Regions from separate parts of the Mus musculus genome. Here region 1 is linked to region 2. The links are chromatin loops, found by intact Hi-C in ENCODE. Cell type or tissue: heart. All regions are shown on one strand. Links, peaks and the distances in the headings refer to the core of each region. The heading gives the core; the rest is flanking DNA. Region 1 has its middle 23 kb from the start of Gm39264. Region 2 has its middle 71 kb from the start of Gm39264.

What was found. Peaks named below come from ENCODE experiments on the same cell type or tissue, not always from the same donor. Only the 100,000 strongest peaks of a DNase experiment are listed, where the experiment ranks them.
Region 1: it touches region 2 in a loop (2.1-fold over the local background); 1 of 42 quality-filtered maps calls a loop at or near these places.

The regions. Positions count from the first base shown.
Region 1 is chr8:120,360,598-120,376,559 of GRCm38, forward strand. It overlaps a transcript of Gse1 not described here. Among named protein-coding and RNA genes, the nearest start is that of Gm39264, 23 kb to the left of the region's middle. RefSeq lists an enhancer at 10,303-12,079. In heart, for the core only: CTCF peaks have their summits at 8,595, 8,798, 9,435 and 10,075 (motif pointing right); DNase peaks (open chromatin) are centred at 7,184, 8,444 and 9,554; H3K4me3 peaks cover 835 bases; H3K27ac peaks cover 3,917 bases.
Region 2 is chr8:120,408,421-120,424,382 of GRCm38, forward strand. It overlaps a transcript of Gse1 not described here. Among named protein-coding and RNA genes, the nearest start is that of Gm39264, 71 kb to the left of the region's middle. RefSeq lists an enhancer at 15,488-15,962. In heart, for the core only: CTCF peaks have their summits at 8,371 and 8,835 (motif pointing right); DNase peaks (open chromatin) are centred at 7,901, 8,581 and 9,847; H3K4me3 peaks cover 1,069 bases; H3K27ac peaks cover 3,301 bases.

The DNA.
Region 1 (15,962 bases), core at 6,412-10,411, 49 kb before region 2:
CCTGTATCTTTTTTGTCCCTGAGGGGTGGGAGTGACTCTGGGTTCAGGGGCATCTCCTGAGATCACAGGTTCTGAGAAACAGGTTCCTTGGGCTGAGCTGCAGCCATGGAGAGGGTTTCTGGGTGCTGGGGCTGTGTCTAGTAGGGATGCTCCTTCCAACTGCCCTTCCCACCCCATCCCCCCTTTTCTTCCTGTCATGTGTTAAATAAGCTGCGTGCTGTGCAGCCAGGATATGAGCATTTTCACACGCGTGGATCTGGGCTTGTTGGACTAAGACCTGGCTCTACTGAGCTTCTGGTATAAGCCGGATGTCGTCTCATGCTTTGGTTTCCTCATCTGTGGCACAAGGATGCTGCCTGACCTGCCTTAGTTAAGCTTTCTATCCCTGTGATAAAACCCTTGAGATGGGGCTGGGGGCTTACAGATCCAGTAACAATCCATTGAAGGAAGCCAAGACTGGAACCTGAAGGCAGGATGTGAAGGAGAGGCCGTGGCGGGACACTGTTTACTGATTTGCTCCGCGTGGCTTTCTTAGAGAATCCAGAACCACTTACGTAGGGGTGGTGCCGCCCACAGTGGGCTGGACCCTTCCATATCAATCATCAATCAAGAAGATGCCCCACAGACTTGCCCACGGGCCATCTGATGGAGGGAGCTATCTCAGTTCCCCTTCCTAGACAACTGGAACTTGTATCAGGCTGACCAAAAATTTAACTAGCACACTGACCAGAAGACAAGAGGCGGCCTTGTCTGACCTACAGCATGACTCCAGCACACAGAAGGAGGGCTCTACTTATCACCAGCAATCCCGCCTCTTTTCCTCTTCTTTGTCAGAATAATGGGCTCTGGCTGAGGCTGCCTCTGTCACCAGGAAGGCAGAGAAGGATACTCAGCTGGCAGACGGCCCATAGCGGCATGTGGAGAGCTGAGCGTGGTGACACCAGGCACAGACAGGTTCTGCCAATGGTTGGGGAGCCACAGCTGCTCCAGGGTTGCAGAGAGGGATGCTGCTCCCTACACGTCGCCCCCCCCCCCAGTACCCTCCTCTGCAGTAGGACCTCCCGGGCACCTGCCATACACCTCACTATACCTTCCACTCCCTTGGGTGCTACCAGTGGAGCTGGGATCCAATGCCTGGCTCCCACTCGCAGTGATTTTTATCTTCTTGGGCACATCTCATAATGCTGGAAACATGGCTTGCAAGTCAGGGCAGGAAGTCTAGAGGCCTCTGAAGGTACAGGCAGTAAAGAGGCCTTTTACCCAGAGAGAGAAGGCCTGGAGTCCCTCTGGGCACAGTGGGGCTCACGGGCAGAGACCAGCCGACCCTCCCTCTTTCTCCTTTCCCCTTACTGTTTTAGTGGACATTTTATTCTGACAGAGGGTCTGCCCATGGTGCCCAGGTTAGCTTGGAACTCTCCATCCTCCTGCCTTAGTCTCTGGAGAGCTAAGACAGCAGGCATGGAGCACCATGCTCAGCTGGGCCTGCATTCCAATCAGCACATTGGTGCTGGCTGAGGACTTTGGGAAACGCTGCCATCTTGTCAGTGTTCCTAGCACCAATGTCTGATGCTCCCTGCTGTGCCCTCTTCCTCTCTTTAAAAATTGTTTTGTTGTTTTCAGTAAGGGGCGGGGTGGGGGTGGGGTATCTCATGCCGAAGTCCAAGCTGGTCTTGAACTCATGGCTCTGCTGCGGCAGTCTCCTAGTGCTGAGACATAGGCCCATGTCCTTATCCCTGGCAGATCTGTCTTCCGTGTATGATGGCTCCCACCCACTGGGATGTACTGTCTTTTCTACACTTCCTTGGCTGGTGTGTGGCCGTGTGGCCTGCCACCAGTTTCAATTTTCATAAAACAAAGAGGAAAGGGTATTCAGTGTGGGGCAGTGGGGAATGGTAACCCAAGGGTTGGCTCAGACCTAGTGTCTTCCTGATGGCTTGTGATCAGGGGAGATTTCTGTGCCTGCTGTGCTGTGACCCAGAAGTGCCACCGCCAACTGGAACTTCTACCCCAGGAGGTTGGAGATAGACATTTTCAATGACAAAGATAGATTAAGGGGGTTGGGTTGGAGTGGGCTCAGGGCTTGGGTTGGAGTGGAGTGGGCTCAGGGCTTGGGTTGGAGCGGGCTCATGAAGAAGCTGAGTGTGTTGGCTCACACATGTGACCCCTGAATTGGAGAAGGGGAGAAAGGATATGACCCCCTGAGGCTTGCGGGCCACCCAGCCTAGCTCAGTGAGTGAGTCCCTGTCTTCAAAAACAGGATAACGACTGAAGACATCTGACATCAGAGTCTGACCTACACAGACGTGTGTACCTGCCCCTCCCTGAGTCTCCACACAAGCACGTAAACACACACAAAGACTATGCTCGGAGCCACTGAAGTGACTTTTGTGGGCCCTGTGGGTGAAGAGTCATGGGGCCCTAGGGAGACAATGTTATAACTAGCCTGGCCCACCCTCCTGAAGGCCACATATGTGTGACACTTTCCCTGTGTCCTCGGGGGCTTATTCCGTTCAGCTTTTAGTAGTTGCTCACGGGGTTGTAGCCTCTCTCTTCAGCTTCATTCCCATCTGGAAATGTTGTTCCTTCCAATTTGTGGGTCTCTTACCTCCGTGTGTGTGTGTGTGTGTGTGTGTGTGTGTGTGTCTGTGTGTGTCTGTGTGATGCTGGCTGGCCTAGGCGGGCGGGGTGGGGTGTGGGGGACTCGCAAGCTTTCACTGGGTGAATGGGAGCTGGGGTCTGTGCGGCAGTGGATGGAGGAAATTAGAGCCCAGGTATGTGCATCCAAGTGGCTTCTTATCCAACTCTAGAGCCTTCCTTCTCTCCTCAGGGCATGGTCCAGTCAGCACATGTTTTGTACAGGAGCTCTGAGGGTTGAGTGAATTTATTTCAAACACCTGGTGAGGGAGCTATAAGAAGAGCTGCAGAGATGGCCAAGTGTTGAAGGGCACTGGCTGCTCTTCTTGCAAAGGGCCAGGGTTCAAATCCCAGCACCCACATTTAGATAGTGTCCAGCCTCAAGTCACTCCAGCCCAGGGAACCTGGCGCCCTCTCCTGGCTTTCAGAGGGACTGCACAAAGGTGGTGCACTTCCACACAGGCAAAACACTCTCGCCTAAGAAATAAAAACAAACAAATCTTACAAGCAAAACAAAACCAGAAGAAGCAATGCCTTTAGGAAACAGAGGACCCAGCCTTGGTCATGGCTCGGCCAAGGGCACTCAAGGTCACAGCTGAGCTTGTGCCCTGGAGGATGTTCCTGGGAGCAAACACTTGTGTGAGTCTGGGAACGGCCTTCTTCCCGTCACACCGGTTTCCTGTGGTTGCTGTCACATGTCACCTGGAACTTAGTGGCTCCAAACGTGCCTCTTCCTTTTAGGTTAGAGGTCAGAGCTCTCGGCTGGGTTCCAGGCTAAGGCCTCACAGGCTGCTTCCTCCTTAGTGTGTAAGATCTGCCTCGCGCTTGCCCCAGCTTCTGAAAGCCTCAGCTGTCCTTGGCCTGTGGCCCCTTCCTCGTGTTTCTCCTTTCTCTCCCATTGTACCCCTCCCCAGCTGGAATAACCCTGAGACCCCAACACACCCAACTGGCTTATCTAACCTCTCCTTCTGCCTAGGGTTTAATGTCCCAGCTACAGCCACAAGAGGTCCACTTTGCCCTGTGAGGTGGCTCTTTGTTCACAGCTGCAGGAGGAGGTGGTGTCTCATAGAGCCTGCTGGTTGGCGGTCCGTTCCAGTCAGCCTGACTGGGCTGACTATGTCTTTGGTACGGGGTCCCTAGTGTCAGTGAAAGGGGCGGAGTGGACAGGAAGTGTGTCTCTATTCAGGCAGTTGCAGGACAGTGGGGTCACTCCAGAACTCAGGGGTGTGGTGGGCCAGCCTTGTAAGCTGCTGAGTAAGGACAGCCTGCATTTGGACCCCCAAATTCCCCTCTCTTTGCTGAGCAGGTCAGGGGTCAGGATGGTTTCCTGCCCCTCCCGGACAGAAGCTGTGGATGTAGTTTGTCACTGGCCCAGAAGGGGGCGCAACCCAGCAGAGCCAGAAACAGAAGCCTGGAGTGGGTGGGGTTAGCCCCAGGAACCAGGTTCTGCCCCTTCCCCTCCCCTGGGTACCTTGGAGACAGCAGGCAGATCACCCTGGTCCCCACCTCCAAATGCATCCAGAACATAGATCTGCCTAGAACTTTCCCCTGGAACCCCCAAACACTGCCAAAGCTGAGGGCACCTGGAGTGCTCTCTTTCCCCCAAATGCATCAAGATGGACACCAAGAAGAGCAAGCCACAGGGGAAGCACCATGTGACTGGGGACTTTAGAGAGAAGGGAATTCAGAATGGAGACCCTACCAGCTGAATAGGGCAGAGAAGAAGTTCTCTGGGGAGAGACCCGAGACCCTTGACTCAGAAATGCTGGAGCCTCCTGTCCCTCCTCCCTCCCAGTGGCCTGTGTCCCTTGCATCTACAACCCCCACCCCCAAGCAAAGAGCACTGACTAGGCTCTGAAACCCACAGCCCACCTCAGCCTCTGAGAGCCCACCACTTGCCTGGCCTTCTGTGCCGTGGAGCCTCCTCTTGTGGAGCCTCTTCTCCTTTCTCGTCTGAGCCTCCTCCTCCTCCTCCCTGTGTCCCACGCATACGCACATCCTTTCCCAGCACCCCAGCCTTGACTGTGTCTCTTTGACCTTTGACCTTTGTGTTGACCCCCCTTGTGGTGCCAAATTCCTACAGGAATGAGGGCTGTCAGGGTGACCCCTCTGTGTCTTAGGGCATAGCCTTCCTCCTCTGTGCACAAAATGTCTTGGTCAGCTGAGCCTGCCAGGAGAACACGAGGCAGAGAAATCAGGACTATAGGGAAATAGCTGTCACCTCCGAGGGCCTGGTCCCCACAGAAGCCATAGTGGCAGTGCCAGGCAGGACGCTGGGGAGCAGGAGGAAGCCTGCCTTGCCTTGCTGGGCTGAAGCTTGTACGCAGCTCCGAGTGTGGACCTAGCTCATAAAGGAGCTTAGTAGGGTTGAGAGAGGTGGATGGAGAGGCAGAGAGAAGGGAGCCTCTCACCGGTGGGTCCTTCCGCCCCTCCCATAAGTGAGTCCACTATTGTCCCCACAGGCAGCCAGACCAGGCTGGGCCAGTCACTTCTCATTGACCAGAGGAGCCCACGAGTGAGTGGGCCCAGAGTGAGCCCCAGGGAAAGCCTGCACCAGCTTAGAGGAAGGAGTGTGGGTCTTGGGACTGGTGCCCAGACATCAAGGCTTGTAGACGGATGTGGGGGTGACAGAGGGCTGAGCCCTGACTCAGGGTGGCAGTGTCTTAGCTCAAGGACACTGAGATGCATTTGGGGTATAAGTGTTGGCCCAAGAGGCAGTACTTTGGGGTCCCAGATCCAGCCTAGCTGACTGAACGGTGTGGTGGGATATTGAGCCAACCCCTCCTACAGCTTGTCCCAAGGCACGAGCCTCCACACCCTGTGCACTGTGGAACAGAGGCTGACCCGGAGCTGACCCCGGCACCAAGCCTGCCCTCGGGCTCATCTGTGTGCTCCCAGCTCTGAGGCCACTGAGTCCTACATTCCCAGAGCATACCTAGCCTGGGACAGCCTAGGTGAAGAGCCAGTGCTGACCCATTTCCAGGCCACCCTCTGGTCAGGAAGCAAGAAGTAAAAGGCAGGGATGGGAGCGGCGGTCAAGAGTGGAGCCGTGTGGGCCTGGGCTACAGAGCCCCCAGAGGGTCAGAGGCATGCTCAGGGCCCAGGTGTCCCATGCAGGTGACTCTGAGGTTCTAGTCCTCCCAGTCCCATGTCAGATACAAGTGACATCTGACATTTCCTTTAGCACAGGCAGCATCATCAGTGAAGGCTGCATGGAACCCAGGCTAGGGGCCAGTCCTAGGTGTGACCTTCTTTTCCCTGGTAAGACGTACAGTTTACAGATAATGAAGGGGACACACGATGTCTTACAGGGCTGTCTGAGGTAGTAAGGGACTAGTCCCTGAGAGTAGTCAGGAGGATTGGGTCTCACTGGGGCGGGGTGGCAGCAATGGCAGAGACACCAGTAGCAATGTTTGGGGACTCCAGGGGAAAGTTCTATGTTCTTATAGGACATACATGTGGGCACTGGAACCTGGGCAAAGCTTGTGATACTGGCTGTTCCTTTGTGCAACTGCCCTCTGCCTGCTTTGTCCTTTGCCCTGGCCTCCTGCCTGGGCTAACCTGGTCTCCTGCCTGGGCTAACCTAGCTGGCTCCTGGGCCTGTCCCCAGGTTCTAGGTGGCCATTGCTTGTGTGGTCCTAGATTGCCTCAGACAGAAGGAAGGTGCTGAGCTCTGGCCTCTCATAGGCAAGGGGTGGCCTCTCTCCAGCTCCGTTTAGCCCTTTCAGTGGTTGCCGTGCACAGACTCCTCCTGCACCCCTGAATTCTATGTTTCCTTAAGCCTCGGGGGCAAAGGGCACTTGCCCAACTTCCTTGGTGTGAGCTGGGCGTGCCGCCAGGCACCCAGGTGCTGTGGGCAGAAGAAGCTATAGGTGAGAACTGTGAATAGATGCTGATGCTTGCCAGCATGGTGGGTCTGTGAGCGCCTCACCTGTGTGTCCTGCTAGCTGGGTGGCCACTCTGCTAAGCCACAGGGAGTCTGATGGAGATGGTGGCTTTGGCAGGGGATTGAGGACAGAGGAGATTCTGATGAGATTGTCACCTCAATAGCAGTGGCACCTTGCCTTCCCTTGTGGGGCCCAGAAGACCATGAAGGTCTCGTTGTCCCCCAGAGCCTCATGGTGAAAAGCTCTACTCCTTATTGCCAGCCTAGGTGTACAGCCTGGGTTTACCACTTAAAGCTGTGTGACTTGGGCTGGCCTCTTGACCTCTCTGGGCCTCTTTCCATCCTAACAGAGTTGGCAGTCCCCCTGCTGGTTCTGGGTAGATGGGGCTAATGAGACATCTGACAGATTTAGGTCTGTTAGCTGCCAGCTTCCTAAGTTGTCCTTTTGTTGTTCTTACCCAGTGGCTCTTGTGTCTCAGGGCCACCTCCTAATAAACTCCTTCCCTGCTCCCCTGATTCTGTCTCACCTTTCAAGAGTGAGAGGAAACACAGGGACAGCACTGTCTTTGGAAGAAGGACACCCCTGAGCCTCACCTGGTAGAGACAGCCAGCCAGGGGAAGGAAGCCTGGCTCTTTACAAAGCGTCAAGACAGGCAGCTGGAGTAAACACCAGCCTCACCCGGGTCACATGGGCATGAATGGGCCACGCAGGACCAGGCTTGAGTGTGCCGGTGTTTGGCCAGATCTTGACAAAAGGGGGCCAGCCAGCTTGGAAGCTGGAGCCCCAAACAAGTCTCTTGTCCCAGCACCCCCAGGACAGATCAGGATAGCAAATTGTCATACAAGGCCCCCTCTTGAAAAGGCAGCCCTAGCCTAGTCCTCTGTCTCCTTCCCTTCCTTTCCCTCCCTCCCTCCCTTCCCGCCTTCCTCCCTCCCTCTCTTCCTCCCTCCCTCTCTTCCTCCCTTCTTCTCTTCCTCCCTTCTTCTCTTCCTCCCTCCCTCCCTTCCTCCCTCCTTCTCTCTCTCTCTCTCTTTTTAAAGATTTATTTATTTTATGTATATGAGTACAATTATAGCTGTCTTCAGACACAACAGAAGAGGGCGTCAGATCCCATTACAGATGATTGTGAGCCACCATGTAGTTGCTGGGAATTGAACTCAAGACCTCTGGAAGAGCAGTCAGTGCTCTTAACCACTGAGCCATCTCTCCAGCTCCTCTGTCCCCTTTCTAACATAGCCAGAGGAGGGAAATGACATTTATCAGGTCCCTCTTGGTGCCTCAGCTCCACCATCACCCCCTCTTGATAGAGGCAGAAATAGAGGCTCCCTAAAGGAGATAGAAACCTCAGTTTTCCTTGTGGGCTAGTTCCCCACCATGGTGTCCACTCTAGGCACTTGTGAGTCTCCTTTTGGCCTTAGCAGCAGTGACCCCATATCATAGTGAAGTGTACCCCACAACTCACAATCCATGTGCCCTTCCTACAAGGAACTGCCTGCAGTTGGTCGTATCTTCTTTCCTGGGAAACTCTCCAGGTGCCGACTTGGGGCTACCTCTGGGGACCCCAAGCCCCTGAGTTACTGCTGTCCTGGCCCTTGGCTTCTGTACCATGTTTAGGGGTGGCCACTAGGGTTGGACTGGGGTGAGGGTGGAGGCTGGATACTGCCTCTCATCTCCCTAATGGTAGGTTTGATTACAGACAGAGTCTGTGGCTGGGTGGTGTGGGCCACTTTGGGCTGGGGCTCTGGTCCCTGCCTGCCTGCCAAGGCGTGTGGTCCTGGCTGGGGACATAAGAACACAGTTCTGACTCTGTTCTCTGAGCCACGGCAGGCAGGCTGTCACCACAGTGGGCTGAGGCTGGAGGCAAGCCCAGAAGCAGAGGGAAAGTGCCATGACCCCTGGCACCCAGCCCTGCCAAGCAAGCCACAGGTGCCCCTGCCCTCGGGTGTGGGAGGAGGGCCTGCTGGGTGGAGAACAGGAGGTGGGAGGGGTGAGTGGGCGGGGACAGAGCAGCAGAGGAAGCTGGGACACGTGTCCCAGCAACAGCCTGTGAGTAGTTGCTCCCTCTGTCTGTGGAGTGGAGAGCTCTCTCATAGGAACCCTGTCTTGCCGGCCATCTTTTGATTTTTGGCTCTGGAATTCTACTCGCTCTGATTGTGGAATGTTTGCCGGGTGGGGGTGGGGTGATGTGGGAATGGCCACAGGGCACTCCTTTAGGAGCCATATAGGGACCTGGGGTGTCGGGAGGAGATGGATGGCAGGAGACCTGGGGTATCTGTGTCTCTCTGGTTGTTGCATGCAGAGTAGTCAGCCATGGTACCCATGGTCTCTCATGGCTGGGGGTTTGCCTTCTCTCCTAACCGTGGTTCCTAACCCAAGGGTTCAGGTTTAGATTCTGGCTGCTGCAAAGCCTGGGGGAAACAGAGGTGCCAGTTAAAACTCAAGGCTAGCCAAACTTGGTGGCATGCATCTTTTGTCCCAGGTCTGGGGAGGCAGAGGCAAGCAAATCTCTGTGAGTTCCGGGCCAGCCTAGGCTACCTGGTGAATCGCTGTCCCAAAAAAAACAAAACAAAAAAATTCCTCTCGGCTGTGTAGCCTGGGACAAGTGATGTAGTTTCCCTGTGCCTCAGTTTCCTCTTCTGAGAAGTAGAGAAAGTCGTGGAACATGGTGGCAGGCACATGAGACCATGGCAGGCTCCTGTGTAGGAAGCGGCTGCCCCTTCTCAGCTGCTCTGCTGGCCCTGGGGAAGGACTGTGACTTCATCTCTTCCCGCAACACCCAGGAGGTCGGAGCTGGCAGAGGCTAGACCTCACTAGCCTCAGATGACTGGCCGTCTTCCTGGCCATTGTCTAAGACCTGACCAAGAGGGCTTCAAGGAGTCGACCATCCTAAGGCTGCGTGTGGCTGCCAGCAGGCGGAGGCTAGTGGGAGGCCCAGGTTTCTCTGGCCACTGTGCCCCAGCCACATTGCCCCAGCAGGAAGTCTGTCGTCCAGCTTTATCTCTGGCCCTTTGCCCACAGCTGAGTCTCCAGGAAGGGTTATCAGCTTGGACATCTGCACCCCAACGGGCCAGGGAACACTGCGGTCAGTCAGAGGCCTCAGGAACAGCAGCTGTGTCCTGGTGACAGACCCCTTGTAACTGGTGCCAGGGATAGGGAAAGTCAGAGAGCTGAGGGCTGTGGGACTTGGGGACTGGGCTGTCGGAGCCTGCAGAACCAAGGGCCCAGGAGAGCTACCTAAGGAACAGGATGGGGGCCGGAGGAAGGCGTCACCACATGGGTGGTCCAGCAGGGAGAGGCCTGCATAGACCCCTTTGGGCTCACACGCCCTCCTTGGGATATCCTGCACCCCAGAAGGGGATGGTTATTGGCTTTTTGTCTGGGGACCTGACTCTCCAGCACTGTGGGAATTCTTTGGATGCATGGAAGTCTTGATGACACTTGCTTGCAACTTTTTTCCATATATATGTGTAATATTTTTATTTACTTATTGTATGCATTCCGGTGTCTTACCAGCACATCTAACATATGTGCCTGATTCCTACAAAGAACAGAAGAGGGCGTCAGGTCCCTGGGACTGAAGTTGTAAGCCACCGTGTGGGTCCTCTGGAAGAACATCCAGTGCTCTTAGCCACTGGACCCCAACTCCTGCTCTTCCACTAGGTTGTTTGCTTTTTAACAGAGATGAACTCAAGTTCAAATCCTCCACAAAGCAGTAGTGTGGCAGCCTACGTTCTGTCATGGTGTCATGCCTCCTACCCCTTCTAACTTGCAAGCACCCATCACCCAAAACTGTCCCCCATCTGTCCAACCAGATGTCACCTCTGCCCCCAACTCTTTTTTTTTTTAAAGATTTATTTATTTATTTTATGTATATGAGCATACTGTCGCTGTCTTCAGGCACACTAGAAGAGGGCATCAGATCCCATTACAGATGGTTGTGAGCTGGGAATTGAACTCAGGACCTCTGGAAGAGCTGTCAGTGCTCTTAACCGCTGAGTCGTCTCTCCAGCCCTGTCCCCCACCTCTTGCTGGCCACATGCTGACGTTCTCCTTTCAGATGACCTGGTACAGGCATCAACTACCAGTCACACAGCACTCGGCTTCTTCCACAGCAGACAGTCCAGGCTCAGTGGCATGTCTCTCCTAGGCACTGCCCTGCCACCGGCTGCCAGGCTCATCCCTGGTTAGTGGCCACCTGACCCACCACCTTTTGGGTATTGTGACCTGTCTTCCATTAAATACCATGTGCTCCTGTCTGGGAACCTGTGTTTGTTTGGCCTCTTGGGGCTGTGCCTGTGGGTAGGTCTGTAAGTTATACTCTTAATAAACAAATTGTATTTAATGACACACATATACCTCTTGCTAAGGACACATTTAATATTTGTGATGTCCGTAGGATGTGGGAACACAGGAAACTAAGGCCGGGGTGACAGCCAGTAGGGGAATGAGGACAGCCACATCAGGCTGACTCTCCCTGGACAGTTCAGGAATTTGGAATCAAGTAGGCATTTCAGGCTGGCCCTTGGGTCAGCGTTGACTCTGCAAGATTGAGGGTCAGAACTTGGCTGGTCCTGAAGGCCTCCCGGGTACTAATGCTTCTATAGGGCTATGGGGCAAAGCTGAGGTCGAGGCAGTAGCAGTTTCACAGGGAGCTGGGAGGCAGGTCTGAGCCCCAGAGAGGCTGACTCCCCTGTGGTGGCTACAGGTACACTGTCATCCGTCATAGACCCAGACCACAACTCTCTGGGCAGTGTGCTATCTGCTGTCTCCAGATAAACCCTGAGGCCTGGGGTGGGGCCATGCTGCTCACGGCTTATCACTTCTGTCTGGTGCTTGTTCCCGCCACTCTGCACCCCAGCCTTATCTGTGTCCCCAGGCCTTCCTTTGCCCACAGCTCTGACTGCTATGGGGGCAGGGTCAACCCCAGAGATGTCTGAACCTCAGAGACAGGGCTCAGTCCCCACATTAAGCTCCTCCGACCTGAGACTGACTCTGAGGTCTTCTGTCTAACCTGCAGGTGTAGTATTTTGAAAAACCGCCTTGTTGTGCATGGGAAAGATAGCCAGCTTCCCTGTGAGAAACCAGGCCACCCACCTACAGGTCTGTGGTTGTACCCAGGGAGAAGATGGTTGGCACAGAACAGGGATGGTGAGTGGGCAGAGCCACTCAGGATCCTTTAGGAGAAGAACGCAGCATGCCTCAGCAGCAGACTGTCCTCCTGTGACCATCACTGGCCCTGCAGAGCCTGTGTGCGTGGAAACACAGGAGTCCTCAGTACACACTGAGCTAAGCTCACTTCTGTTTAGTAGCCAGTGTACTGTACTCAGGATATACAGTGGAACCATGCACAGAGCTCCCAGTCACTCCTGTACAACACAGACAGAGACAGACAGACAGACAGCAGAACCATGCAGAGCTCCCAAGCTCTCCTGTACAACACAGACAGCCAAACAGCAGAGCCAAGTACAGAGCTCCCAAGCACTCCTATACAGCACAGACCCGCAGACAGACACACAGATACACAGACAGAACCATGTACTGAGTTCCCAAGCACTCAAATACAGCACAGACAGATGGATAGACAGACAGACAGACATAAGCACTCATATCCAGCACAGGCACAGGCACAGACACACACACACACACACACACACACACACACACACACATACACACGCCTCACTCCGAAGTGTACTCATGGCTCTCAGTACTCGCTGCACAGTCATTATGAACACACAGTACTCACAGAAAGACTTACCCTGTACACAGCACTCACTACTAACACAGGACTGATCCCTCCTGTGCTCATCCCACACAGCACTGGCCGCTCATAGAGTACTTGGTCAGTCACACAGTACTCTATCACTTATCACTCACTCTCTCAGTACTCGGTACACAGTACTCAGCTCACACATGATCACGTTCATCCAGTACTTACCACTCATGCACATAGTCCTAAGGACTCAGACAGACCGTCCTCACTCCTCACACACAGTGCTGGGTCACTCAGGCAGTATCCGGTACCTATGTCCATATTCTCTCCCCTGCCTTCTTCCCCTCCCCCGCTGCTCCCCAAGCCCTTGCCTGACTCTGTCCTCAGCAGCTGATCTCAGGCCCCCCCCCCCCCCACTTCTCACTGATCGTGTGTAGGAGGAGAGTGGACGCTAAGGAGCCTGGAGGCCCTAGATGGCTGTGACCCTGGCAGGACAGAGTGACCTGCTGCTGAAGGGACCTGCAGAGCCAGGATGGGAGTCCTTACCTGCTTCTGTGCATGGGGTCACAGTGTATCGCTGGCCTCTGAATCCAGGCAAAGCCAGCCATCCCTTCTGCACATGTGGAACTGCCACCAAAGTGGCAGTGGCAGCCATGGACCCTCAACCCCGGCTGGCTGAGCAGGCCCATTTTAGTGTCACACCCAACTATGAGGGGATGCAGGGGCTGTCACAGCTTCTGTGAATGCTGTGTGTGTAAGGTTATCAGCTGCCTTCCTTTCCTTTGGAGCTGAGGAGAACACAAGAATAATGACTCCCTTCTGCCGTTGCTGTGTGACTTTAGAAAACTCTCTCACCCTCTCTGAATTGAACTGGCGATACCAGTCCTAGCACATGACACCCTCTGGCTGTGGCTCTGTGCTCTCCTTGTCACTGTGGTCACAGAGTTTCTTTTCTGTGCCAGCCCCAGGTCTCTCTTACTCTTTCCCGTGCAAGACAGGTGACAGCTCAGCCTGCAGGAGGCCAAAGGTTAGCAGCCAGGCTATGGGCTGTGTTTTGGATCACCAGAGCCTCTTTTGCTGCAGAAGTCTCATTAGACAGTTTACTAAATCAAGTCCTCCCATGGTGACAGAACCAGTGGGAGTGCCCTCCACTGGAAAGGTGGATGCTGGGGTCAGGACAGGCCTGCTTGACTTTCTTGATCTGTTCCGTGCACGCACAGGGGAGGCAGGAGGTATGCAGCATAGCAGCCTGTGGAGACCTAGTAAATCAGGGCCCTGGGCATGCCTGCCCTGCCCACCTCTCCTCAGTGCGGCTGGACACCCAAAACTGCTTCTTGTCATAAAGTGTTGCTGGCTCTCTGGCACCTGCCCTAGGCCCTGTGTTCTCTGCCAGCTGTGGACAAGCCTGTTCTTGCTTTGTTAGTCCTTTGTACCTTCTTGGACCCAGCCACATAGCCTTAGGGACAGTTGCCAGGCAGGGAGAACCCAGCAGGTGTTTGGAGGTGCCACCTGGGCCTGTGGCAGCTTGTAGCAGGCTGGGGGGCAGGGTGGGGAGAGGAGGCCTTAACATATGGCCCACATATAAGTAGGGCCTTGGTCATGATGCTGGACATGCAGCCTGGGTCCCCAAGTAGGCATGGTATCACCCTACTGTGGGACGCACTGTCTAGGGAGGCTAACACCCAAATGGAGACCCACAGTCACACGGTTAGGACAGCCGTCCTTGACAGATGGCTTTTTGGGGTTCCTGGAAGTGAAGCTAAAGGGGAAAGCGGAGTCCACAGCCCCTGTGTCTGGTAGCGGTGTCGGCTTTCTCTCAGGGCCAGCTGCTGCTGATGGATAGTAGTGGAAACTGCCGCCCTGCTCTGCGAGGCAGGCAGTAATCCATCCTGGAGCCCTTCAGAGGCCTGGGTGGTAATGGGGCCATAGATCACTCCCTGCAGAGACAGGGCTGGACAGGGGAGGCAGCCATTAGGACTGACCGTGGGTGACCCCAGGCCAGGGTGGCTCCAGCTTTGGGTGGGGCCTGCCTCGACCCTGAATTTGATGAGGGTGACCTTAGGGGTTGCAGGAAAGAGAGAGAGAGAGAGAGAGAGAGAGAGAAAGGAGGAATGGGGGAGGGGAGAACCTTGTCCCCAAGGACACAACCCAGAGCAGGCGCCAGTGTGCCTGGTGCCCACTATGTGGGGCTCCCCTTTGGTCAAAGCCTCCTCAAGTTGAAGGGAAGTGGACTCAGAGGTCACCTCCCACCCCCATTTAAACCAGTGAGGCTCAGATGATTCTACCCAAGGCCCCTGTCATCCTAGGGCTCAGCCTGTATTTCGGGGGTGGGTGGGAGGGCTATATGTATGTGCTGACTCCCCACTCCCACTCCCAAACCAACCAAACAAACAAATGACATCAAAAACCAGAGACTGGAAGATTCTGAGAAAGCCTGGAGCCTGATCCTGCCCAGCTGGAATCTGGCCACACCCCTATTTATAATGCAAATGAGCACGTCTTGAGCCCACCCTCCTACTTACTATGCAAATAGGCATACCAAGGTTGGGACTGGCTCCTGCACAGGGAAGTGTGACTGGTCACAGAGCGCCTGCTACACAGAGGTACCCTCTGTGGTCAATGTTCTCACCACCGTCATCTTCATCCTGGTGGCACAGTTTGGGTTCGAGACTGTCCACCGGCTGTGTGGGGAGTGCTTGCTCTCTCTGGGCCTTGGTTTTTCTGCCTGTAAAATGGACTAAATCTAAGAGAGGCCTCAAAGGGAACCTGACACAGCAGGTCCTCAGCCTGTCTGCTGTCTGCTAAGTAAGTGCCAGCTGGAAGCAGCTCTCTCTGCCATCCATGTTCCTTCTAGAACTTTCTTCTGTGACACTGACTGGATGCTACTCCATTGGGAGCGTGACACGACATGGTGTCCCTGCCATGCATGGCCGGACAGCTGCAGGTGCCTCCTTCAGTACCTGGTGACGGTCAGGGAGAGGCTGCTGCCTTAGTTCTTGTTCTTGTTGCTATGACAAAGGGCTGGAAAGATGGCTCAGAGAGTAGAGGTGCTTGCTGCCAAATCTGACAGACTGAGTTCAATCCTCAGAACCCACGTGGAGGGTGGAGAGAACCAGTTTTCGAAAGCTGTCCTCTGATCTCCATACAAACACGTCCTGTGACATTCACACACATAAATGAATAGATTTTTTTTTTCAAACTGACAAGAGACTGGCCCTTTGGTACTTTCTCCTATGGTCCTGCCTAGAAACCTGCCTTTGTCCCTGAACATAATGGGGTAGTACATAGTAGGTACTCAATAAATACAGGCCGAGCCGGTGTGTGCGGCAATGAAAGGCAAGGTATTCAGCCAGGTAAGGGAGAGATGGGAGGAGTGAGGGATGCTGGGTAGAGGGTGGAGGGTAGATCCTGGCTCCTACTGGGCACGGAGAGGCCTCCAAAGCAGGGACTCACCCTCACTGGCCAGCCTGTGCAGGCAATTCGGCCAGCTGCCTAGCAGGGTGCTGGGGAGAGCGGCTGGGCAATTAGATACAGCTGGTTGCAAAACTTCAGTGAGGGTGTATTTGCATCTCATTTACATACAGGTGTATCAATCATCAATCTGTTGGGGACTTGCTAGGGTCTTTCTTTTCCTCCACCCACCACCTGTCTGTCACTCACTGTCCTGGAGACCCTGCGATGGTCAAAGGACTCCTGTTTCCTCACAAGAGCTTCCTGGGGAGTGACCC
Region 2 (15,962 bases), core at 7,313-11,312:
CCTGGGAGGGAAATGGTAGCAGGGAGAGCGGAAACCAGCTCCCACACCACCCGCACTTGTGAGGGATCAGAGCCCAGGAAGAAGCAGCCCACGGATGCCCAGATGCCCATCAGTCATTACTTGGGCCCTGTCCCTTGCCCTGCCTGGGCTTGTGCCTCCGGTACAGAATGCAGACATACATACATCCATTTCTCACGTTGTTTCCTTCCAGGCCTAGGGCTAGCCAGCAGGGGGTGTGCGGAGACTCAGCTCCCCTTTGACCCTTTAGCTGTTAACATCTTTGTACAAGAAAGAGCCTGGAACTTTCTGGGGGTTCTGTGGCTAGAAAGTTCTCAGCACAGGGCGTACATTATAAAGAGCCATCAGAAGCTCAGGCCTTGGCCACCATATTCCTGCCTGTTCTCTTGCCTCCCTGTGGTTCCTGCCCCTCCCCCTCCCCTGTGGCTGGAATAGACAGCACACCTGACAGTCAGAGCTTCTGCCACCCCCAGGGTCCTGCAGCTTTGTTCCTGTTCTTTTGGGTCTCATCCTCCAGAGATGTAGAAAGGAAATAGGATGCCCTGGCAGGAGCTCCTGCTGATGCCTGGGACCCTCCCTTCTTGGCACCTCCCTTAATGCATGTGATGTCTGTGAGTCGGAGGCCTGTGGGCCTCTCCCAGGCCACAGAGCGGCCTGGAATGTGAGTGCGATCGGGAAACTGAGGCCCAGTTTCTGTTGATACCCCTTACCAAGGCTCTGCAGTTAGGCAGTGAGAGACCAGAATTTAGTGCGTGCAGTTGGTCTGGGAGGGAGCCCTGTGCCCTGCTCACTCGGTCTCAGCAGTTTATCTATTGAATAACTACACAAGTGATTGACAGCTGCCTCAAGAGTCCCCAGGGAACCTGGAATGGCCAGTGAGGAAGTACAGACCCTGTGCTTCTCAGAGCCACTGTATGACCTGCTTGAGAGACAAGCGGTTGACCTGCAGCAGTGATCTGCTGGGGACAAAGTTGTCTCCCCCTCCAGATCCCTGAAGGTCCGGAGACACATGGGAACTCACCCCTCTGCCCTCCGCCCTCTGCCCTCTGCCCTCTTGAGCCCTGAGCCAGGGCTGTTGGGGGTCACTCGACAGCCACTCTGTCTGCACGCCCTGGGGACTTGCCCTGTTTGCTCTCCTGCCTCAGCCAACTGACCTGGACAGAGATTAATGTGGCCGGGGCAAAAGGCCACTTGTGGTGGAGCTGGGGCCAGGGGGTCAGGGCAGCCTTGAGGCACCAGGGCTGGGAGTGGTGCCCTGCCATGCCCCAGGTGGCCCGGAGGCCAGGGTGGGCCACAGGGAGGGCCGGTAGGGAAATGGTCCACTCCACCATCTGGTCCTCTCTGCAGGGAGGTCTCCACCCCCCAGCCCCCCAAACAACGGCTCAAATGGCCAAGCGGCAAGGGAGACAGATGGTGTCTGCTTGCAGAGTAGAGGGTGTACTTTGTTCAGAGACATGACAGGCAGAAGAACACACAGGCACATATGTACACGCTCACACACATGAGGTTGTGGAGGAGGGTGGGTGTCTGGAGAGCCTTTGGTCCACACTGTCTAACACACATAACACATACATGTATAACATGGTTTGCATAGGCACAGGCACATGCACAGGGAGCATACGCACGCACGAGTGGGCAGCGTGCACATGTATGCGCATAGGTTCAGACTATCATGTACGCAGCAGGTGACTCAACCCAGAAATGCAGTGGCTATAGTCCCATGACTGTAGACACGTGTGCACGGTGACATACCTACACACGCTATCCTTGCCCTTCAGAGCGCTGCCACCCCCACTGAAGAATAACTCCACCTGTTCCCCATGCACACTCCTGACAGCCATCCTGTACCTGTCCTGGCATGTGACAAGCCCCGGCTGCTGTCACTTGACATTTGTCTTCCAACCAGAGCTCCCACTGGTACACTGTGGGGTCTCCGTCTCACCTTGTCCCTCCCAGTTCTGGATTGAGAACCTTATTTGTCCAGTGAGGGAGAGGTAGGCAGTCACAGCTTACGCAGGCTTACCAGGAGCCACAAGGGACCCCCTGGTCACTGCCCAGCTCTCCTGCCTACCCAGCAGGGTTCTCTAGTCTATGTCTAGCTGTCTGGGGGAAGCATCCCCTTGGCTTCCAGAAGACTCATGCGTGTCTGTCAGAGCTAGAGGTGGGCTAGCAATAGAAACCCAAGTCCCTTTGTGACAGCCACAGGACCCTTACTGGCCGTCATGTACTCTAAGAGGGCCCTGGGTTGATATTACCAAGAACATGCTATAACTCCTTGGCTGCAGGGGTCAAAGGTCTCTGGTGTGGCTTTTTTCCCCCCTATATCACATCAGGCCTGTAAGCTCCCTGGCATGTTAAATAAGCAATCAGGAAATGGCCATGAGGCCTATCAAGGCCCTGAGTAGGGGACAGAGAAGTGGGGCACAGGCAGTCGATGGAGCATCTATTAGGGCGCAGCTCCCGGCTCTCCTTAAAGCACAGTCTGCTGTTCATAACTGACTCCTAGAACAGCACCCTAGGAGTATCCAGCTCTGACCACTGCTCTTCCGGTCCCACATCCAGCCTGTGCTGCTGTGTAGCTCTGGGTGGGTTGCGATCTTCCTCATGGGGCACGTATGTCCCTCATGGAACCCCCTCATCCCCCAGTCATGCCCCATCTTATGCTCTGCCCGGCTGAAGCCTGTCTTCCTAGGAGCCCTCCATCCCTCTGGCCTCTGCAGGCTGCACCCGCACAGAGCATAGTCTGTGTGCAGTCGGTGCTGCGTCTTTGTGATGGTTTCTCAGAGGAGCTTTTTTATCCTCTCCGGGAGAGATGATCCGGCTTGCTCAAGGGGACAGTTGGCAATGTCTGAACATTCCGCTGTCACACTGTGGCTGGGTCACTGCCACTTCGTAGGCGGCAGCCCACGGCGGCTGTGGACGCCCCCGTGGCGCTGTAAGTAGACTGATATCCCTCAGGGGGCTTTCTTTGCTTTATTGTTTTATTTTGTTGGTGTTAAACAGGGTCTCCTGTGGCCCAGGCAGGCCTTATACTGCTGTGTAGCCAAAGAAGACCTTGAATTCCTGACCCTCCTGCCTCCACACGATGTGCTTAGAAGCTCGAGCAACCATCGCAGGTTTATATGGTACTCAGAATGGAACCGAGGGCTTTGTGTCTGCTAGGCATGTCCTATACCAGCTGAGCTGCATCCCCATGCCCCAGGTGACTTCTTGACTGAGGGCAGAGCCCTCTCTTTCATCTCCGGGGCGGGGGGGGGGGGGGCTGGAGACAGACACCACCCTGCAGTCAAGCCTGGCCCAACCTCTTAGGTGACAGGTGGCCTGAGGTACCCTTTCTGCCATGGAAAACCTGCCTCCCAGACTTGGACATCTGAGTCGTCCTATCCCAGGAGATGGCTGAGTCATTTACTGTTCAGTCCCTTCAGGATGGACAGGGTTCTCCCAGGGAGGGTGTCCACTTCAGAGGACCCCCACTAGGCCTGCACAGAGGTGAACATCTTAGGACTGTGACTCCCCGCTCGCTGCATGACCCCAGGCCAGCTTCTCCACCTTGCTGTGGCTGCTTCCCCAGCTGTGAAGCTGATTGGGCTACCGGTGGGCTGCTGGCAAAGCTTAGAAGGGGGCGGGGTAAGGGCTGAGTGCTCAGATCCCTGCCTGGCCTCAGTGGTGTCTATATAAGCTCTATCACTATTATGAGGGGAAAAAAACCTTCAGTGTTAGCACAGAAAGGGAGGCCTGCCGGGAAAGGTGGATTAGCGTGCTTACACGTGCTAAGATGTCACTGAGGCGACTCACCAGATCACAATGAGCCCAGTGCAGTTCCGCAGCCCAAACTGCCCACCCTTCCTGTCATGGGGAGTCCACGTGTGGTAGCATTGTAGCCCTGGCCAAGCAGTGCCTTCTGGGGCCCCAACCTTAAGCTCTGGTTTCATTCCTGTGGCAGAGGTAGAGCCCATGGGAGACACTGACAGCCACTGGAACGGTAGTGGTCAAAGTCCTCCTTGGCATTCACTACCAAGAGGTGCTAAGGGTGATCTGGGGTAGGAGGCACCAGGACCCTCCACTGGTCCAGGCAGCCAGGCTTCATGTGTAAGGGAGAGATGACGAGATTTGGGAGATGGCCAGGTAGCGGGAGGAGCCAGGAGTTGTGGCTTCTGGGATTCAGCAAAGGGCAAATGTCCCTCTTCCAATTTGACAATGTCCAGGTGCTGTGTCCCCACCACCTGACTTCTTCTAAGGGGTGGGGTGGCAATTCCTTTAGTCCCCCGCACACAGGTACACACAAGTGTACCTGCTACACACACACACACACACACACACACACACACACACACACACACAGAGCATCAATTTGGATGGTTGAGACCAGACCCTGTGTACTGTGACTGACTTCGAGGGGCTAGAATCATCTGGGGAGCCCTGTGGCAGATGTCTCAGGTGTGGGAAAGAGCTGCCCTTCCCCAGGGGTCCATCCACCCTCCCATGGGGCCTGAGAGCAGTCCTTGTGCATGCGTGCCACCTCTCTGCTGGTGACTTTCTCACAGGCGCAGGTGCGACCCGATGCCCACAGCGGAGCTCCTGAGAAGCCTTTGACTCCCCAGCCTCCCCTGCTGTAGCTGTGTGCGCGTGCACATATGTGGGGAAGCCAGCTGCTTGCTCTGTACAAGCCCTTGGTATTTTTCTCAGCTCCATTTTCCAGCCTGACTCTCTGGAGAGCCCCAAGGTGGGGGTGGTGGCTTGTTCTGGGTACAGCCATAACAGCGACCCGTCCGTCCCTGCAGCTATGAGCATGGGCAAGGGGCAGTGGGTGAGCGTTGTGGAGAGATGAAGAGCACTGGTCACCTTGACCATGCCCAGTGGCCACCCTCCTGCTGAGGACCAGGCATCCCCAGGTCGCTCGCTCTTGGTCGGTCGCAGGTGCAGGCCCAGATCCTGTTGAGTGAAGCTGTGCGTGGCGGGCGGCTGGCAGCGGGCTGCCGAGGCTTCTAAAGGTAGCAGCCATCTGCAGTGTGATAAAAAGCCCCACGGATGATAAATAGACAAGTCACACGTTTATTGGATTGCAGCTCGGGAGCAGCCACTTCGGGTTTGGCACTGCGCTAACGACAGATTTCTGCTTCCTTTGCAAGGCCTGGCCTTGGGGGAGCTCGCCAGCAGTGGTGGCTCCCCCCGGGTGGGCAGCGGGGAGGAGCTGACCTCAGCTGCCCCCAGGCCCCACCCCACCTCCCAGCTACCTCTGGAGGAACTTGCAGCTGACACCAAAGTCACAAATGGTCATTGGACAGGTCTTCTGACCTCTGTGTGTGAACATCACATCTGTAAGATGGGCTCGCTCACTGCCTGCTTGCCAGATCCTGAATACTGCTCGCTGTGACATTTGGAGCCATTCCCGGCATGCATACGGTGAGCATTATGTCACCACAGCCCCTCATCACGATGCCAGAGAGCTCCATCCCCCACCGAACCTGGCATTGCACTGTTTGGGGAGCCTTTCTGGGAATGACCCATAGACCCAGACCTTGACTGCTCTCTCTACTGTGGGCCCAGATTAGGAGTTCTGGGGGGGGCGGGTCTCCTGCTTCTGCCCTGGACTGTGAGAAATGGCAGGAGCTGAGGTACTCCGCACCTCAGCCTCCCATCCATCAGTGAGGTATAGGACAGAGCCTGTATCGATATAGAGAGGCCCAGGGCACTCGTGGGACAGCCTCCTCGGGAGGGATCTGGCATCGCTAGTTGGCTCCCCTTTGGGAGTCAGTGCTGGGTCCAAGACAGATAACAAGGCTCCAATGAACCCCTGGGCTTGTGAGGAGGGACGGTGTCCGGGTGTGGGCAGCCTTCTCTGGGGCCAGTTCTTTATTTGATGGTGGTGAGGTCTATAGCCCCAGCTCAGCTGGAGCCACATGAGCGAGGCCCATGAAGGCAGTTTTCACAGGGTGGTGCCTGCTCTTGACCTCTGGCATCCTTACCCTTGGCAGAAGAGCACATTTCTCTAAGCCTGTTTGCTCTTCTGGCCTACAAGTTCCCTCAGGGCCGGCTGCACCCTCCCTCCCCAGGCTCTGTCACTGCAGAAGCTTATAGTTCTCAGGCACAGCTCCTGTCTCCTCCTCATCCATCCCAGAGCCTAGAGCCACCTCTACAACTCCATGGCAGGGGCCCTATAGGCTGTAGCCTCTCATTTTAGCCAAGACCTGGAATGGGTCCTTGGGCAATATGGCCTCTCACTTCCAACTCTCTGCCCTGCGTCAGCCCGAGCTCCTGCTTGCTGCACTGGGGATTTGGTGAGCAACGTGCAACCCCCACACTCAGGGGCTACTCTCTCTGTAAGGATTCTTCACAGGGGCTGAGGAGAAGGCTCAGTGGGTGAACTGCTTGCTATGCAAGCATGAGGACCCCGGTATGATTACCCGAGCACCCACATAAAAGATGGCTGTGTGGCGAGTCTGTGATGCCACCACCACTGGGGAAGAGGAAAAGGCTGGACGCCTGGAGCTTGCTGGCTGGTGAGTCAGGCCTGCAAGCTCCAGCTTCAGTGAGAGAGCTTGCCTCAGAAAAGTCAGGAAATGTCAACCTCTGGCCTCCACACCCATGCACACACACACAAACACATACACACACACACACACACACACACACACACGCTCCAGCCATCACAGCCCCTGACCCCCCACCCCACCCCCAGTGGCTGGAGAAGCCCCTAGAAAGGGGTTCTCATAAGCTTATAGTGGTGGAAAACTGGGGCACCTAAGTGCAGGGTTCAAATCTCAGCTCCGTTTATTTGACCTTGACCCAGGTCTCCTCAGACTTCAGTTTTCCCACCTGGAAAGGGCAGCTGTAAGGACATCTTGAGAGGACAAGAACTAGGGATGAGGTGGGGGGGGGGGGTCCTTAGTACCTGAGTCCCTGTCACCTGTCACCACATCAGCCCTGAGCATGGTGCATCTTACCCGGAGCTAGAAAGGTGACCCAGACTTGGGGAGCTACACCCGGGATTGCACAGGGTTCTGAGCTGGGACTGAATTAAAATCTTGTTGTCCCCGTCCCGGTCTGTCAGTCTGTCATCGTCCCACCATGTTCCTCTCCCCCCCCCCCCCCCGCCCCCCGCCCTCCAGTGTCTGAAGCACATGGAGGGACAGAGAAGAAAACTAAACTGGGATTCAGGCTCCCACACGCCTCCATAGGCACAGCCTTCAAGCCATATGGTTCATGCTCAGTGACGGACGACCCAGAGAGCTCAAGGGATCTGTTCAGGTTGCATAGCTTCTCTCTGCCAGCCACCATGCTCCTGTGGTGGGTCAGAGTCACAGCATGGACACCTTGGAGCCTGCTGAGGCATGACTAACAGACGTCATGGCCGAGAGCAAAGATGCGGTGAACAACAGTGAGCAGAGTCAGGCAGCCTAGTGGCTGCCCAGAGATGGCCCCTAGACTGGAGTGTCTGACTTTGCTGCCTGCGGGATCCCCTTAACTTCCAGCTCCACTGCTTTTTTGGGGAAGCCCTTAATCCTGGTTGAGTATCTCTGCTCCTCCTGTGAGATGAAGACGTGGGCTGCCCCTCTTGTGGGACTCAACTGGCCTTCTGGATCTTTGTAGACTAGGTGCTTTCAAGGTGACGTTAAAGTAACTCTCAGTTATGCGGTGTGAGCATTCCAAAGGCAGCTACAGCTGCAAAGGGGACGGGAAGGGGCGTTTATTGAGCATCTACTGTGTACCCAGACACACTACAGCACCATATAGGGAACATGTCACCCAGAGAGACAAAGCGAGGAGTCCAGGAGGGTGATACCCACTAGCATCAACTTCTAGTACTTTCTAGGAGATTCGGACCCAGGTCTATGGTCATTTCCTCTCCCTCCTGGCAGGGCTGTGGAGGGACTTCCGGGTAGTGCTGGCGACCAGCCTGGGCAGTCCACCCCATGCCCTGAAGCCTGGGCAGGAGCCCAGGGCGCCTCGAGGGAGGGAGGCAGGCAGGCAGCAGCTGCTGCCCGCAGGTGAGCCCTGGCCTCTCCCTGGGCCTCCTGGAAGAGCCTAATGAAGTGCAGCTGTGAACTCCGGTTTTGGGTCAGGAAGGTAATATCTCATCTCTCCACACAGCAATCGAGTGGAGATCCGGAGCCTTCTGCCTCCCCGTCCCCAACCCTTGGCAAGCCGGAGAGCTGCTCAGGGGCTGTCAATATTGACTCTGCGGAAGGCAGGTGGCGGGGCGTGCGCGCTAGCCAGGCAAGAATCAGAGCCCGAGCTACCCCCAGGGGCCCAAGAGGTGGGAGCAGGGAGCAGCTGGTCGGGTGCCTCTGGAGGACCCTGGCTGTTTTTCCTCTCGTTTTAATTGCTCTTGGTGACTCTAACGGCAGCCGATTTCACCTAGCGGCAGCATACTGGCTCTGGCCCCCGCCGCGCACCACATCTGAGCCATTCAGAGGCGCCAGGCAGCTGTTCCCGGCCTAACCGCCTTTTCCGGATGGTTCCTGGCCTGGAAGGGCCCGGGTAAACAAAGCCAGGGGCGGCTGGGAAACTAAGGGCCTCCCTGGGACCGTGGCCAGCTGCTGCCCAGGCCCAGGAGGCGTGAGGGCTGAGCAGAGCCCTGGCTTCTACAGTAGGCAGTGGTCACCACCCTGCCACACCAAGCCAGTTTTCCTACAGCCCACAGGCAGGCGGTGAGCGCTTGCCAAGTAGGATAGATTGGATTTGAGCACGCAGCGGCAAGCCCCGCCCCCTCTTGTGTGATCAAGGCGCAGGAGCCTGTTAGGCCTGTATTCTGCTCAGTTGAGATGTATTTAATGAATATCCATGGGCTTTGAGGAAGTGGCCAGGGCTGGCAATGCTCTAGGGGGCAGCATGCCTAGCTGTCAGAATAGCTGCTGTGTGATCTTGGAGGGCTAGCTTGCCACTTCTGAGCCTGGTGGCCTCTAGGAAATGTGAGAGGTGGCTTTTAAGAGCCGCCCTGATACTTTGTTATTGTTAGGGAAGGCAACTACGTTTCCCCCACGGGGAATGAGACACAAATAATGATGAGGCCTCCAGCCCTGCTGATGCGGCTCACCAGGGCTCCCAGGGTGGCCCCGGGGAGGCAGAGCTCAGCCTCAGCCCCAAGACCTTCCCTTCCAGCACAGTGAGGCCCTTGTTTATTTCATGATCCGCTCTCATGTAGATGTCTTACCGTGTTTTTAAAAGCCAGGTGTGGTGACACACACCTGTAATCCTGGTACTCAGGAGGTGGAGGCGAGGGGATCAGAGGTCAGGGGTCACTCTCGGTAACAGCAAGAATTACATAGAATTAAATAGAGCCTGGGCTCCTGAGGTTTCAAACAAAACAAAACAAAACAAAACAAAACAAAACTAGGTTTATTGGGAGCTAAGGGTGCAGGCTCAGGGATTGAGCCTCTGCCAGAGATGAGACTCTGAGTCCATTGTCCTCATGGAAAAAGACAGCACGATTATCAAGGTCTAACCTGCAGGCAAGGGCACGTGAGTACTATTGAAGCCACATTGGGGAAAAAGATCCCCACCACAGTCACAATGCACATCTGCCCGCCCGGAGCATCTTGTTCTGTCCCTTTGGGACCCCAGGTCTGCTGTGGTCCCTGGGGTGTGTCTGGATGGGAGCATAAAGTGTGAAACCCTGCAGCCCTGTCTCTCCCTCTTTGAGGACTCGTGTCGCGTTGGTTCCGAGGCTAGGCTGCTCTTGGTGGCTGCCCAAGCTTCCTCCTGCTCCCTCTGTGTCCCTACCTGACTCCCGAATCTGTGTCAGGTCCCACCATGGCCAAAGAGATGTCTTTGTCCCAGTCAGCCAATGGTGGCCAGCAGAGATAATCAAAAGGATGGGTGTGTGGAAATAGTGTGCCACTCTGGCCTGGCAAAGCCCTGCAGTGATAGGCAGTGTGTGAGAGTTGAGCGTTCCTCCCTCCCCGACATGCCTGTTCCATGGCCCTGCCAATCTCTGTTACTTGTTTACTCGGCTCAAGCCTTGGTATGCAGGCAGTTGGCTCTGATCCAGTCTGTGGCCCCTGACCCCCCACCCCCATCCCTCAACCCCGCTCCCCACCCCCACTCACCATGCTTACCTTCTGGCCTGGAGCCCCCGTGTTTGACAGTTCAGAAATCACCTGGGAACAGACTAAAACCTGCTGGTGCCCAGGCCACATCCAGGAACACTGGCTGGATCTGGTACCGTGACCAAGCCACTGGAGCTTCTCAGGCCCCCGCTGGAACTCTTAGCTTGAGGAGCCCCAGGTTTTTCTGGAAGCTCGGATGGGTCTTTGTGTTCTGTTGTAGGAAGCCTCTTGCCATGGCTTCCACAGCTCAAGGTGAAGATGTTCCCGGTTGAAAGCCTTTGGCTGTCCCTTCCTGTAGGCCCTGAACACCCTGAGCTGGGGCTCTGGTTCGGACATCACCCGAGGTGTCCGTCCATGCCCGCAGCACTGTGGTGGTTTTAGTCTGTTTGTTTTGTGAGCAAGTATTTGTCAAGTGAGTCTGTCTCTTCTGCGTAGATTGCTCGGAGTGAGTTTGGTGCTGGGTGAGTGGAGACCCCTGTAGAGGGGCTGAGGTGCTCTTGTAGGAACTTCCTGCCCTTGGGGTTAATAGTCACTCCCAGCAGATCCATGCTCAGCCAATCAGCTGATACACCTAACGCAGGACAGGAAAGGGACCCAATGGGACCCATGCGGATGAGACAGGCTTTCTTGGCCTAAGACTCCACATGGAAGGGGGCTGCCAGCCATAAAGCCATCCTTTCTTGTCCCCCTATGGGAAGAAATTTCTAGATGTAGGCTTCAGAGCATCTGGCAGGGGCAAAAGCAAGCAACATGTGACACTCTGCTTTGGTATCCCAGAGTGTGGAGACCCCTGGCCCCTTGCTGGCATCCCTCCTTCAGGTCCCATCCTGAAAACCTTGTAGACACTGCACAGGCAATGTGTGCGAGCATTTGGTGGTGATAGCTCATCCTGGGAGGGACTGAAAGTGTGGCCAGGGAAGATGTGGTGTGTGGCATGGTGAAGGCACCCTCATTCTGGCATGACGGGAGAAGTGCATGGGGGCAAAGTCTGTCAGTGGAGACCAGGGGCTGGGGGGTGACTCTTGAGCTCCATTTATTAAGGGCTGGGCCAGCTTGTGTCCTTCCCTCCGAAAAGTTAGGGCCTTCCAGCTTCCAGTTCAAGCCCATGGATTACTGCCTCTCTATTGTTCCTACCTCAGCCTTCAGGTTTTCATCCCATCCCCCACTTGTACCTCTGACCCAAAGGGACATGAGGTGGACTCCACCTGCCTAGAGCCTCTCTGGCCATTCCATGTCCCCTGTCCTCAGCTGGGAGGTCCTCATGGAATGTTGGCCCTGCCTCTGTCAATCTCAGCGTGGATCCCATGTCCTTCCCTGGAGTGTCTGCTTCTAGAGAGCCGTTGTGACAGTCTGCAGAGCCGGGTGACTTCAGGCAGCCCACGCCACCCACTTACAGTGCTCAGGAAGTGTGGCATCACAGTGGTAGCCATTTGTTCTCTTCTTGCGACTCTGGGCGAGAATCTGTTCCCAGCCCCTCTTCCAGCCCCTGGAAGCTGCCGGCCATGCCCAGCGGTTCTTGGCTTGCAGAGACAGTGGCAGCATTGCTACCTCAGTTGTCACGTGGCTTTCTCCTATGTGGCCTCCTTTCCCGTCCTGCCTCTTCGAAGGGCACTAAGAGTTGGTGTCCACTCCAGATTCTTTACTTAATCACGTCTGTAAAAACTCTCATTCTACATGAAGTCACATGAGGGACCATGTAGAGGGCCCACCCACTGCAGGGTCAGAGGGAACTCTCAGCAAAGCAGATGTTGACTCCTCTGTCTCGTGGGTTTTGGTCTATGCTGGGTCAGTTTTCTCCTGTAGCAAGGGTAGGGGGTGACAGAGCCCTGTGAGGTTTAAGGGGGCAGGATTAATAGGGTGACTCCGGGATATATCGGGTGGTATGGAGAAAACATGGTGCACACTTGTGGGTAGATTCCTTATCCCCCACAGCAGCCCCCACTTCTGTGCAGATAAAGAAACAAGAGACTTGGAAGCCAACACTGCCTAAAGCCACACAGTATCTGGGTCTGGGGTTCAGGCAGACTCGACATCCCTGTTCACACCCATGATTAGGGATCCCAGGCTCTGAGAGGCTGTCAGGAACCTCGGGGACAAGGGTGGCTTCTGCCTGCTTAGACACTGCACTTGAGCTTGAGTCAGAGGCACTGTGGGATTATGGCTGTCTGAAAGCTGCTGCCCCAACAGCTGCCTTCAGGAGCCAACACTTTCCACACTGGGGGGGTGGGGGGGGGTTGGGAGTCTCCGTGTCTTATGGGCAGGTGGGGCTGGAGTGTGACCCAGGTTGGCTAGCAGCCTTCTGCATGTATAGTCCGGCATCTCTTTCTCCCTTTCTCTTTCTCTCTCTCTCTCTCTCTCTCTCTCTCTCTCTCTTTCTTTCTCTCTCTTTCTCTGTCTCTCTCTCTCTCTCTATCCCTTTCCCCCATCTCCATGCTGGGTCTGCCAGGAACAGAACCCAAGCCCTTACCTACCCCCCCCACAGGTACCCCATATGTCCCTCCCTGTTCTAGGTGTGTCACAAACCTTCGGAGCGTGTGGCCTTTCTGCATACTATGAGTAGAGAGACTCACAGTGTCCCCGTTTACACACAGAAGTGATTCAGGCTCCCAGAGGATCATCTCCATCATGGGCCACCCTAAGCACGAGCTGTGAAGTAGGGTGACTGGACCTTCGTGGGCCTCTTCTTCAACTCAGCCTGTCCCTGCTGGGTAGCCCATGGCATTGACACAGTCCTGCTGAAGAGCATGGTTGTGGGGTGGATTGGTAGTGTGTTGTGGCTCAGTAATCTCACCTCAGGTCTGGAGGCTACGGAGGCCCACAGAGAAGATGGCGGGGGTGCAGGAGAACCTACAGGATTGTGTTAAACAGGAGGGTTCCCAGCTGCAACCATTTGCCTGCCCCGGCTCTTCCAGCCCATTCTGGAACACCTCCAACTGTATCCAGCATTTTACCCTGCCCTGCCCCACCCCACCTTGCCCCACCCCCGCACCATCATCTTCCTATTGTAAAAGTCAGTGGCTTCCATCTATCTTAGATGGAACAGCCCCAGGTAGGAAAAGCCAGCACCTCTTTCCCTGCCAGAGAGGCCCAAGGAAGGAAGGGAAGGGCCCTTCCCCCTCCATGACCACCTTGCTGTAGCCTGGAACAGGGGGACTACAAGACAGACCAAGGCCCAGCTGGGACCTCACAAGGAAGGCAGCTCCCACATGGGACAGAAGATTCCCTCTCTTCCCTCCGTGTCACAAGCGTCTGCTCTGAGGAAAAATGCTGACAAGAGCCAGCTCCGTGGCCCTGCCAGCTGGGCTGGAGGCAGCTGTGATAAATGGGTCTCAGGAGGTGTCCTGAGAGCCCTACTGCTGGCGATGGCAATGCCGCCCTGCCTCTGACCCCTGGAGAAAGGGCAGCCGGTCTGCCCCAGGCCAGGCCACGGTGGGGAGCTGACTGTTCACGGCCAGATAAAGATAGGAGGAGGGCCGAGGCTCTGTGGAGCTTATGGAGTGGAGGTGGGGGTGGGTAGGGAGGACAATTCAGCTCCACAATTCAGGAGGGAAGGGGGATTCCAGCCTCCCTCGGGGCCTGGAGCACATCTGTGACCAGGCCATAATACAAGGATGGCTGCAGCCCCAACCCCAGAGAGTAGGTATCTAATCTTGGGTTTCTTTCCTGCCCCTTGAGATCAATGCACTGCCCTTGATGTCACCCTTGATGTAACAGTGGATCTTTTAAAAAAAGTTATTACATTTATTAGCACCGTGTGTGTGTGTGTGTGTGTGTGTGTGTGTGTGTGTGTGTGTAGGTGTGTAGCTCGGGTCATGGGGTTTGGTAGCAAGCGTCTTTATCCACTGAGCCATCTCACTGGCCCAATTAAATGTGTCCTGACACCAGAACGTAGCCTTGCCTGTGTTCTATGCTTGCAAGTAGGGCAAGGCTGGGCCGTTGATCTGAAGGCCACGCACAGCACTCACTCTATTCCCATGGTGCACAGGAGCCAGGTCTCCACATTGCAGGGGTGAGACCGAGCAGTTCTCCCCCATCCCTACAGGCATCAAGCAACAGCATGGCCCTGTGGGAACCCGGAGACCATGGGTGAGGTGACCTCAGGTGGGCCACCATCTTGTTCACCAATGGCAGCCAGTAAGCATCCATTTAGACTGCTCAGTGAACCCTCCCTGTGCCCTTTCTGCACACTGCCTCTTCATACCCAAAGTCTCCTGCTCACCTCTGTCAGACCCTATGCATTTTGAGGAAACCGAGGCACAGAGTGGGACTCCTCCCTTGCCTCTCTAAACCCCCATCTGCCCTGGGTTTCCCTCTAGCCCCTGCTGACATGGCCTTTGGAGTTCAGGGGCTTAGGCAGTGGAAGTGGACCAGCCATCTCTGGAACCCCAAATCTAGAAGTACCGCTGTGCTTCCCTGCTTGATCTGGGGGTCATCGTGAAGAGGCAGGGTTCTGTGCTCAAGGGGTAGTACTCAAGTGGAGCAGAGGCGACGGCGACAGAGCCATGCCTCTGTGAAGACACTCTGGAGTGAAGGCCATGAACCTATGGAGACCCTGAGGAGTCAGGCAGCAGGGACTGAGTGCTGCCCCCCACCTCTGCAGGGAAATGGGAGGCAAATGAGCCAGCACCCCCCCCCAACAAGTGCATGTGTGAGAGCTTTAGGGGGGGTCAGGCTCTGCCCCCCAATATCAGGGCACTCAGGAGAGCAAAGGTCACATTGTGGCTGGGATCTCAAAGTTTCTGTTCCCCAGGCAGAGTCCCAGCTGACAGCCACCATGCCCAGGAATGGTTGGAAATGCCAATTCACAAGCTGCCTCTAGGCAGGCTGAGCCTAGCATTTGGACTTGCACGGCTCTTATGGAGATGTTGGGGCTCCCTATAGGCTGGACCCCTGTGTATGTGATCAATAAAATCACCCCAGCCAAAGCCTGAGAACCCTGAGCCTTCCTGCTGGCCCTGGAACGCTGTAGACCGATATCTGTAGCTACCCAGTGGTACTCACCCTGAAACATGGCCTCAGGGTCCAGATGGAAGCTAGGATGCGTTCCTGGCTCACTTGCCCTGAACACTGTCTCCTCTGCTTCATAGAACTGAGGACTGTCTGTCATTTTCTCTTCCTGAGGCTTGCAGGGCTAAGTCTGAGCTGGGAATAGAAAGGGGGGCTTTTCCCAGCATAAGGCTTTGGAGCCAAGAGTTTGATTCAGGGCACACCAGATCTTCCCTAGCAGAGCCAGCAGCAACAATAGCTTGTGTAGGTCCCCTGTGGTTACTAGAAGAACGCGCCCCTTCCTGCAGGCCGAGCCCTGCCTTAACCATGCCTGTTGATAAATGCCTAGAAGTCGATCCTCACATCCAGGTGCTCTTGAGTGACTAGCAACTTAGACAACTGTCCTTGACACCCGGTTGCAGTCAAACGTTCCCAGTGGGCTCCAGGGAACTTAACACACAAGCTGTGGGCCTGCTCATGCAGTCTGGAGAGATCAGGCGCTGCCTTTTGAGGTTCCCACCGTCACACCTTCCCTCAAGTTCTGAGGGCCTGCTGACCCATGGTGGGGGGGAGGGGATCTTCTCTCTGCTAACCCCAGTCTCTAGCCCTCACCCAGATAAGTTACTGGCTGAGATACCAATGACTAGGCCAGTGTCCACCTAAGGACACCTGTGTCCCTACTCCTTGTAATAGTGTACAGCTCCAGGTGCCCATGAGACCCTCCAGGGAAGCCCAGGTCCAGCTTCCAGGGACTCTGATGTCTGATGTCCTCACATTGGCTGACTGCAGAGAATAATAAACACACCTTGTCCTCGAGGGCTGAGTGACAGGATAGCCCAATGCATAGCATTTGGTGAGGGGTGTGTGTGTGTGTGTGTGTGTATGTGTGTGTGTGTCAGGGGGTGCAGT